2 separate regions of the Homo sapiens genome follow, and region 1 is linked to region 2. A link is an interaction called in ENCODE POLR2A ChIA-PET data of the cell type or tissue named here. Cell type or tissue: A673. All regions are shown on one strand. Links, peaks and the distances in the headings refer to the core of each region. The heading gives the core; the rest is flanking DNA.

Region 1 (4,400 bases), core at 7-4,006, 260 kb after region 2:
ACCCAGGCTGGAGTGTGGTGGATCTATCTCGGCTCACTGCAACCTCTACCTCCTGGGTTCAAGCGATTCTCCTGCCCCAGGCTCCTGAGTAGCTGGGATTACAGGTGCCCACCACCACTTCCGGCTAATTTTTGTGAGACAGGGTTTCACCAGGTTGGCTAGGCTGGTCTTGAACTCCTGACCTCAGGTCATCTGCTCGCCTCGGCCTCCCAAAGTGCTAGGATTATAGGCATGAGCCATCGCGCCCGGCCCACCAAACTCTTGAGTAACAAAATATAAATATATATAATGTTGTTTCTTAGAACACAAAAAATTAGTTTCAACCAGACTGGGCTGGCTCCATTTTTGGCCTTAATATTATCATATACTTTTGAAAACTCATTACTAAAAAACAAAATAACCATACTTGAAAGAATTTTTAGAAAGAATAGGTATAACTCTAACTGCCAATCCATAGCTGCAACAGAGAATAAAACTGTTAACCAAAAACTTGTGGGAATATGTAAAGGGCAACAGGGCCACATGTTTACCTTGTTTAAATTCTTCTACCATTACTGTTCGAGTTGATGTGGACACATTATACGTAGAATTCTGTTGTGGGTAGGCAGGGGTGATTATGGGCATGAGATGATACCTATCTGATGGATTTACCTGTGAAATTAGAAGCAGAATAACTGATCTATTCTCCTATTTCAGTTGTTCTCACTTCATTTCCCCAAAAGTCTGAAGAATATGAAATATAAATTTAATACTACATTTCCTCAAGTTTAAGAAGTACATTTTCCCTCCCCAACTGCATTTATTTCTGAAGTTGGATATGTCTGATAGTCAAAGTCAAAGGAAATACTGCAGAAGTATATTTTTCCTCAGAAAAGCTGTTAAATTGATGTGCATCTTATAAACAATGATCTCTTATAATCAAGGAAATACAGTATTATAACTACAAAAAGCATTATCTGGTTTAATGGTTCTCAATCCTTTTTCACCACCCACTCAATGGATGACTTCCCCTTGGTTACCTAGAGGAATGAGCACTCACTCTAAAAGCAAATTAAAATGCAAGATATGGGAGAATTATGCTACCCTGGAACAATGAATTTGCTTTAAATTGTATTGCAAAGTAAATCTTTTATTATACTTTAGTACTTTATTATTAGTAACCAATTACTTTTTTTTTTTGAGACGAAGTCTCAACTCGTCACCCAGGCTGGAGTGCAGTGGCACAGTCTCGGCTCACTGCAACCTGTGCCTCTGGGGTTCAGGTGATTCTCGTGCCTCAGCCTCCAGAGTAGCTGGAACTACAGGTGTGCACCACCACGCCCGGCTAATTTTTTATATTTTCAGTAGAGAGGGGGTTTCACCACGTTGGCCAGGCTGGTCTTGAACTCCTGACCGCAGGTGATCCACCCGCCTCGGCCTCCCAAAGAGCTGGGATTACAGGCGTGAACCATCATGCCCAGCCAAGTATCCAATTACTTTTGAGACATTTTTTCCACACTGGATTATGACACTGTCCATAAGACACCCACTCATCTTACATGGGCGATTTTTAATGACATAACATTTGGATCAGCATTAGTGATCCTAATCATCTGCACAAAAAACAAAACAAAAACCACAGCAGAAGGAGGAAGGGGACTATAGTTATATAGAAGGAAGAACAGAGACAAGAGGAACTATCTTTAACTAGACTGTAATTTAGTGAAATGTCCTCTTCCTTAAAAGCTTTAAAGAAACTCCATAATAAATCACATACCCGAGGATCCCAGACAGGCAAATTCAAATTGCTTTCTTCTGGTTGCTTCAGCAGCACAGGATTTGGCCATTCCCTGACATGAATAAGGCAAATTAACTTACACATGATCTCACTTCAGGTACTACATGAAACTTTATAATTATTAGATTGTTCTAACCTTCTACAGAGTGAATGTTCTGGGTATTTGGTATTAAAGGAAAAAAAGGCCGAGCATGGTGGCTCATGCCTGTAATCCCAGTACTCTGGGAAGCTGAGGCAGGCAGATCACCTGAGCTCAGGAGTTCGAGACCATCCTGGGCAACATGGAGAAATCCTGTCTCTACTAAAAACACAAAAATTAGCCATGCCTAGTGGTGCACGCTTATAGTCCCAGGTACTCAGGAGGCTGAGGTGAGAGGATCACTTGAGCCCAGGAGGCAGAGGCTGCAGTGAGCTGAGATGCATGCACTCTAGCCTGGGCAACAGAGTGAGACCCTGTCTCAATTAAAAAAAAAAAAAAAAAGGCTAGGTAAGAAAGTATACAAAGGAAAGGCTGCTCATTTTAATGCAGTGTTCTCTGAAAGGGCAAATATTACTTTTCATTAACTGTAACTAATTTACACCTGAATCTTTCACTTCCTTCTCATTTGCTTTCATGGATTTAATTCCGATAATTTAGTAACAGCAACAGCCAACATTTACTGAAAATACTAATATATCAATGTGATTATCATCTCCATTTTACAAATGAGGAAAGCTTAAACGACCTCTACATAACTAGTAATTTGCAAAGCCAAACTTATTTTAACTGCTCTCCCAAGCTAAAGGCCCACATTTACAAATCCCTGGAAGAAGGTGCCAATTAGATGTCCCACCATTGCCTCAAAGTTGATGTTTTATACTTTCAACTTTACAAAGCAATGTAAAACAACAGAAAAAGTCTATGTATAGCTCTTAAATTTCCAAACAAACTTACGCATAGGTAGAGATTAGTAAACAGTCAAAGTACACACGTAAATACTTACCACTTGGAAAAAACTAAAAAGAACTTATGAACTAAAGTAGATGCTGCTGCATTTGGATACAATTGGCAAGTTCTTGCAACTAGCATTGCCCAGGAGACACCACCAAGGAATCCTAGCATGTTGGAATAAATACCACGTCCTAGAAAATCAATATATTTGTTAATTATTATTAGGACCTACTATCTGTGACATTCTTTTTTTTTCTGCTCTTTACAAGGTGAATGAATATCCGTGACATTCAACAAGGTAACTTTATTCATAAGACGGTTGGTTGGAAATTTTCCCCTATAAACAAAACATTAAAACTGATAAGCAGACCTTCACATTAGGCCCACAGTCTAATTAGTAAACCATAAATTGCTAATCTTACCCTCCTTACTTTCCCTTCTAATACAGACACCTCAGTTCTTTGCCTCAGTTCCAACTGCCCAACTGGGCTCCACTGATACTACATTGAAATTCCCCATTTTTCAGTATTTAGGATTGAGAGAAAAATGAAAGGAAGGAGACATTTGGAGAGACAATGGGGAAGAATGAATATTTAATTAATAATCATATTCATGGGTATTTTTAAATCAAGTATAAAGCTGGAGACTTACTTCAGTATTTCACAGAATTTGGATACCTCTCCATAAAGTAGAATACACCACTGATATCATTCATTTCTATTTTTTTTTTTCTTTTTTTAAGAGATGGGCTCTCACTCTGTCACCCAGACTGGAGTGAACTGGCACAATCATAATTCACTGTAGCCTCAAACTCCTGGGCTCAACTGATCCTCCACCTCAGCCTCTTGCGTAGCTATGATTACAGGGGTGCACCACCATGGTTGTCATGACCGTTTTTTATATAGCTATCTATATTATGTCCCGCCAAGCGAGCAAAAGAAAAAAACCTACAAAATACCAATTTCAGATGTGGTAAATATGAAAAATATGCATCTAACTGACAAAACATGGCATTTAATCTTTAAAGAAGGGCAAATTGTTCATGTTATCCCTTCAGTGCAAATTTTACTTTATCTTAAGTATACAAGACACTTGAGCCCAAGGACAAATTCTACTTGCTTACTATCTTTTTAGACCTGCACTGTCCAATATGGTAGCCACAAGCCATGTGTTGCTATTTTTTAACTTGTAACAGCTTTATTGAGATGTAATTCACATACCATAAGATTCGTCCATTTAAAGTACACAATTCAATGGTTTTTTAGTATACTGAGAGTTGTGCAATCATCAACATGATCAATACTAGAATGTTTTCAGCACCCCGAAAAGAAACCTTTAACTGTCACACTCAGCCAGGCACTGTGGCTCACACCTGTAATCCCACCACTTTTGGAGGCCAAGGCAGGAGGACTGGTTGAGCTCAGGAGTTTGAGACCAGCCTAGCTAACATAGCAACACCTCGTCTCTGCTAAAAAATAAATAAATAAAATAAAATAAAATAAAATAAAATAAAATTAGCCGGGTGTAGTGGCATATGCCTGTAGTTCTAGCTACTCGGGAGGCTAGAGTGGAAGGATCGCTTGGGCCCAGAAGGTTGAGGCTGCAGTGAGCTATAATTGCACCACTGCATTCCGGTCTGGGAGATACAGCAAGCCCCTGTCTAAAAAAATAAAATGAAATAAAATATAAAGG
Region 2 (4,400 bases), core at 210-4,209:
GTGGTACACATCTGTAATTCCAGCACCTTGGGAGGCCAAGTCGGGCGGATCACAAGGTCAGGAGTTCGAGACCAGCCTGACCAACATGGTGAACGCCTGTCTCTACTAAAAATACAAAAACTAGCTGGTCGTGGTGGCATGTGCCTGTAGTCCCAGCAACTCAGGAGGCTGAGGCAGGAGAATCACTTGAACCCGGGAGGCGGAGGTTGCAGTGAGCCAAGATCGTGCCACTGCACTCGAGCCTGAGCAACAGAGCTAGACTCTGTCTCAAAACAAAAAAAAAAGAAAGAAAAATACAAATAGAATACCTAAAAGTCTAGAGGTTTGTTTTTTTTTTCTTGAGACAAGGTTACACTACGTTGCCCAGGCTGGAGTGCAGTGGTGCTGTTCCACAGGTGTGATTACAATGTACTACAGCCTCAAACTCCTGGCCTCAAGTGATCCTTCTGCCTCAGCCCCTTGAGTAGGTGGGACTATAGGTGCACACACTGCACCTCGCTTAAGTCTAGGTTTTTTGTAAAAGGGATGAGGCAAAGATTTAGTAATCTCATCCAAAATTTTCAATTATTTACATAGTAATGATTTGAACATTGAAAGTATTTCTTCCCTGCAAAAAATGACTAAAACCAAAAAAAGGGTGAAGTTTCCATAAATAGATCCTTCCATGAAAAAACAGCCAGAGTTGTTAAAAGCACAAGGTCTCAAGTTAGACAAACCTAGATTCATAGTCCAGTTCTATTGCACCTTTGCTTTGTGATACTGGACAATTTACTTATTCTGAGTCTCAGTTTCTTCAAGGGTAAAACAATGACAGGATAATAATAGTACCACTTCACCGTATTATTGTAAGGCTTAAATGAAATATGTAAAATACAGTACCTTGTACATAGTAAGTACTCAATAAATAACATGTTATTGTTATTAGTACCTTTATCAACAAAACATCACTTTTTGCAATAAACTTGAATCCCCATAAATACACATATTTAAAAAAATCCATAAAAATCCTGATAATCATTACTCAGGAAGGGTGAAGGAAAAGGTCATTTTGCCTAGAGTCATTAAAAAGTATCAGTGACTTGGTCCAAAAATAAACCCGAGATGCGTATAAATCTCTTGCTGGGGTTCTATAATACTTCATGACACTATTTCCTAAAATACTTATGATGAAATTTCTGAGGTAAACACTGCTGAAGTAATAAAGAAGCAACACCAGTCCACAAGGACTAACAGCAATGCTTAGATGATGTTACATAATTCCTTTGCTTTATTAGATTTGTTATGTTTAGTTACTGACATCACGTTTTTGTGTGGGGATTAACAGTTTGAAATTCAAGTATTTTGAGTTTAGAAAAGCCTATATAAACAAAGCCTTTCCTTATCTCAGTGAAATAGTATTCGAATAACTCTGCTGGGGCATTTCTTCCTGACTCCTCCAGATTTGGAAGCTCTAAATTGACATGAAAAAGAAGTTCTAGTAACTATCTCTAAGTTAACTAACAATGAACAAGATCCTTTGTTGTAGTTTTTAATACTGCATTTATGAATATCAAAATTTACAGATAATTCCAACTTATTCATAATTTATTACCTTTGAGAGCTAAGTTCAGCATATCACCAGCCCGGAAAGAAATTTCTTCTTCAGATACGGCAGCAAAATCATATTCTGCTCTGGCAACTACATGGTCATCCTCACCACTTGCCCAGTTGATGCTGTCTATAAGCCAAATTAAAATTAGGTTAATAAAATTTACAAAAGAAAAATGCAGATATTTCACTGGCTATGGCTTGCAAACTGCATAAATTTGCCAAGAGAAAAGTCCTCCCCTCCCAAGTAAAAACTATAATGAATACTATGTTAAATCAACAATAGATCCACTAAAGATACCTATTATGAACTTTTTCCTTTCTTTAAGCTCCAACTTCCCGCTCTCTTACCGTGAGCCAGGGGTTGGCAAATTTTTTCTGAAAAGGGTCAGATAGTTAATATTTTAGACTTTGAAAGCCAAGAGGCAAAACAGGATATTGGGCAATTACTTTTATAAAAAGAGGAAACAAAATTTCCATAAATTTATTGACAAGATTAAAAATATAATAACCATGTTTCTTTTTGGTAATACAGGTCTATTTGGAAGTTACTTAGAAGAATGAAATATTTTGGGGGAAGGATATTTCACTTAATTGGAAATCAATTATAAATATTCACTTGCTAATTCTAATTTGTAATAAAATTTGAGGTACTGCATTTTTGAAAATGCCTTTTCACACAGATAGGTAATGTCAAATCCTAATATGAGTCTATGAGTATGTGGTTTTAATTGAGCATATTTATTAGTTGGGAGAGTAATAGGCCAGAATATAATTCTGTTAAATTCTTCTCTTGATATTTGCCTTTTACCATGTTATTACATTGCAGATTAATCACTTCCAAATGAAGATTAAGTGGAAGTTCCTCAATTGCATAGTTAAATGGATTTTGAAATATGGAAATTTCCTTTGTGCTTGCATGGAGGTCCAAAAAATGCTCTGGCATTGTATTAATAGCTTAAGCTTGGAAAATGTATCTGCTGCCAACTTGCGTGGGAATGGAGATACTGCTTGTGTTAACTTCTGACAGTCTGAGAGGTCTATAAAGCAGTGTGACATTACTTGTGAGTCAAACTGTATTAGGTGTTGTCAAAACTTTACTCCAGCATAAGTTTTGCATATAAGCACTGTTCTGCTTTGTGGTTTCCGTTTGAATTACTTAAGAATATAGGTCAGGCGTGGTGGTTCACACCTGTAATCTCAGCACTTTGGGAGGCCGAGGCGGGTGGATCTCCTGAGGTCGGGAGTTTGAGACCAGCCTGACCAACATGGAGAAACTCCATTACTACTAAAAATACAAAATTAGCCGGGCATGGTGGCGCATGCCTATAATCCCAGTACTTTGAGAGGCTGAGACAGGGGAAATTGCATGAGTCCAGCAGTTCAAGACCAACCTGGGCAACATAGGGAAACCTTGTTTCTACAAAAAAATAAACAAAATTAGGCAGATGTGGTGGCACGCGCCTATAGTCTCAGCTTGAATCGCTTGAACCTGGGAGGCAGAGGTTGCAGTGAGCCGAGACTGCACTACGCACTCCAGCCTGGGCAACTGAGTGAGGCCCTGTCTCAAAAAGAAAACAACAACAAAGAATATAACTAAGTCTGGGCTGGACATGGTGGTTCATGCCTGTAATCTCACTCAGCACTTTGGGACGCTAAGGCAGGATTGCTTGAGGCCAGGAGTTCAAGACCAGCCTGAGCAACACAGTGGAATCTCGTCTCCACAATAAATAAATAAATTGGCCAGGTGTGGTGGTGTGTACTTCTAGTACTAGCTACTTGGGAAGCTGAGGTGGGAGAATCATGTGAGCCCAAGAGTGTGAGGTTGCAGTGAGCTATGATCACGCTACTGCACTCCAGCCTGGCTGACAAAGCAAGACCCTGTCTCCAAAAAGAACTCAGAATTTAACTAAGTCTGCAGTAAAAGGTGATTTCCAAAGCTGAATGGGTTTAATAACAATAGCTGAAAAGGAGTTCTGTTCAGAAAAATTTCATTCTTGGCCTCAATCTCAAAAAAAATAAAATAAAACTTAAACCTTGTTCTGCCATTGAATTGCCATGCGGTAGGGCAAGTCGGGATCTTCAGCTTCTGTATCTGACAAAAATTCACAAAACTGACAATGATTATGTCACAAGAGTGAATAAACTTTACCTTGACACTACTAGTTCAATAACACATGATAAATTCAAATATTTTCTGCAATGTGGCTGCTGATAATACAATGAATAACCATAAACAAAAAAACTGTATTTTCAAAACCTTTGTAACTTTTGTCCAACTAGGCCTTTTCCTGCTCCACCTAGAATTTTCACCATTATCAGGTGCAACACATCTTAGCAGATTCAGGTTGTACGGAATCAGTGTTTTCACCTTCTTTGAAAATGTTCTTGTCTGTAGTTGAACCATGACTATTCATAGAGGCTAATTCTTCAGTCATTTCCAATTCACCATTGATTTCTCAAATAAACAACTAAGCAGTACTGTCTTTTTTTTGAAAATTTGTTTTTTTTTTTTTTTTTTTTAGTAGAGACAGGGTTTCACCACGTTAGCCAGGATGGTCTCCATCTCCTGACCTCATGATCCGCCCGCCTCGGCCTACCAAAGTGCCAGGATTACAGGCATGAGCCACCGAACCCAGCCTGTCTTTGTTTTATGCTACTTTAACAGAATACTACAGACTGGGTAATTTGTAAACAATGGAAGTTTATTTGCTCACAGTTCTGGGGGCTAGGAAATCCGAGATCAAGGGGCATTTAGTAAGGGCCTTCTTGTTGTGTCATAACATGGCAGGAGGCATCACATGGCAAAAGAG

Evidence for each region. Peaks named below come from ENCODE experiments on the same cell type or tissue, not always from the same donor. Only the 100,000 strongest peaks of a DNase experiment are listed, where the experiment ranks them.
Region 1: POLR2A ChIA-PET joins it to region 2 with 24 read pairs; 2 of 35 experiments call an interaction of 5 or more read pairs at or near these places.

Annotation. Positions count from the first base shown.
Region 1 is chr2:60,778,136-60,782,535 of GRCh38, reverse strand. It overlaps PAPOLG (poly(A) polymerase gamma), which reads right to left. Exons shown (of 22, transcript NM_022894.4): 9 at 2,761-2,899; 10 at 1,757-1,829; 11 at 531-651. Among named protein-coding and RNA genes, the nearest start is that of PAPOLG, 24 kb to the right of the region's middle. In A673, for the core only: no CTCF peak of the experiment used is centred there; no DNase peak of the experiment used is centred there.
Region 2 is chr2:61,043,043-61,047,442 of GRCh38, reverse strand. It overlaps PEX13 (peroxisomal biogenesis factor 13), which reads right to left. Exons shown (of 4, transcript NM_002618.4): 3 at 1,592-1,717. Among named protein-coding and RNA genes, the nearest start is that of SANBR, 21 kb to the left of the region's middle. In A673, for the core only: no CTCF peak of the experiment used is centred there; a DNase peak (open chromatin) is centred at 2,572; H3K27ac peaks cover 830 bases.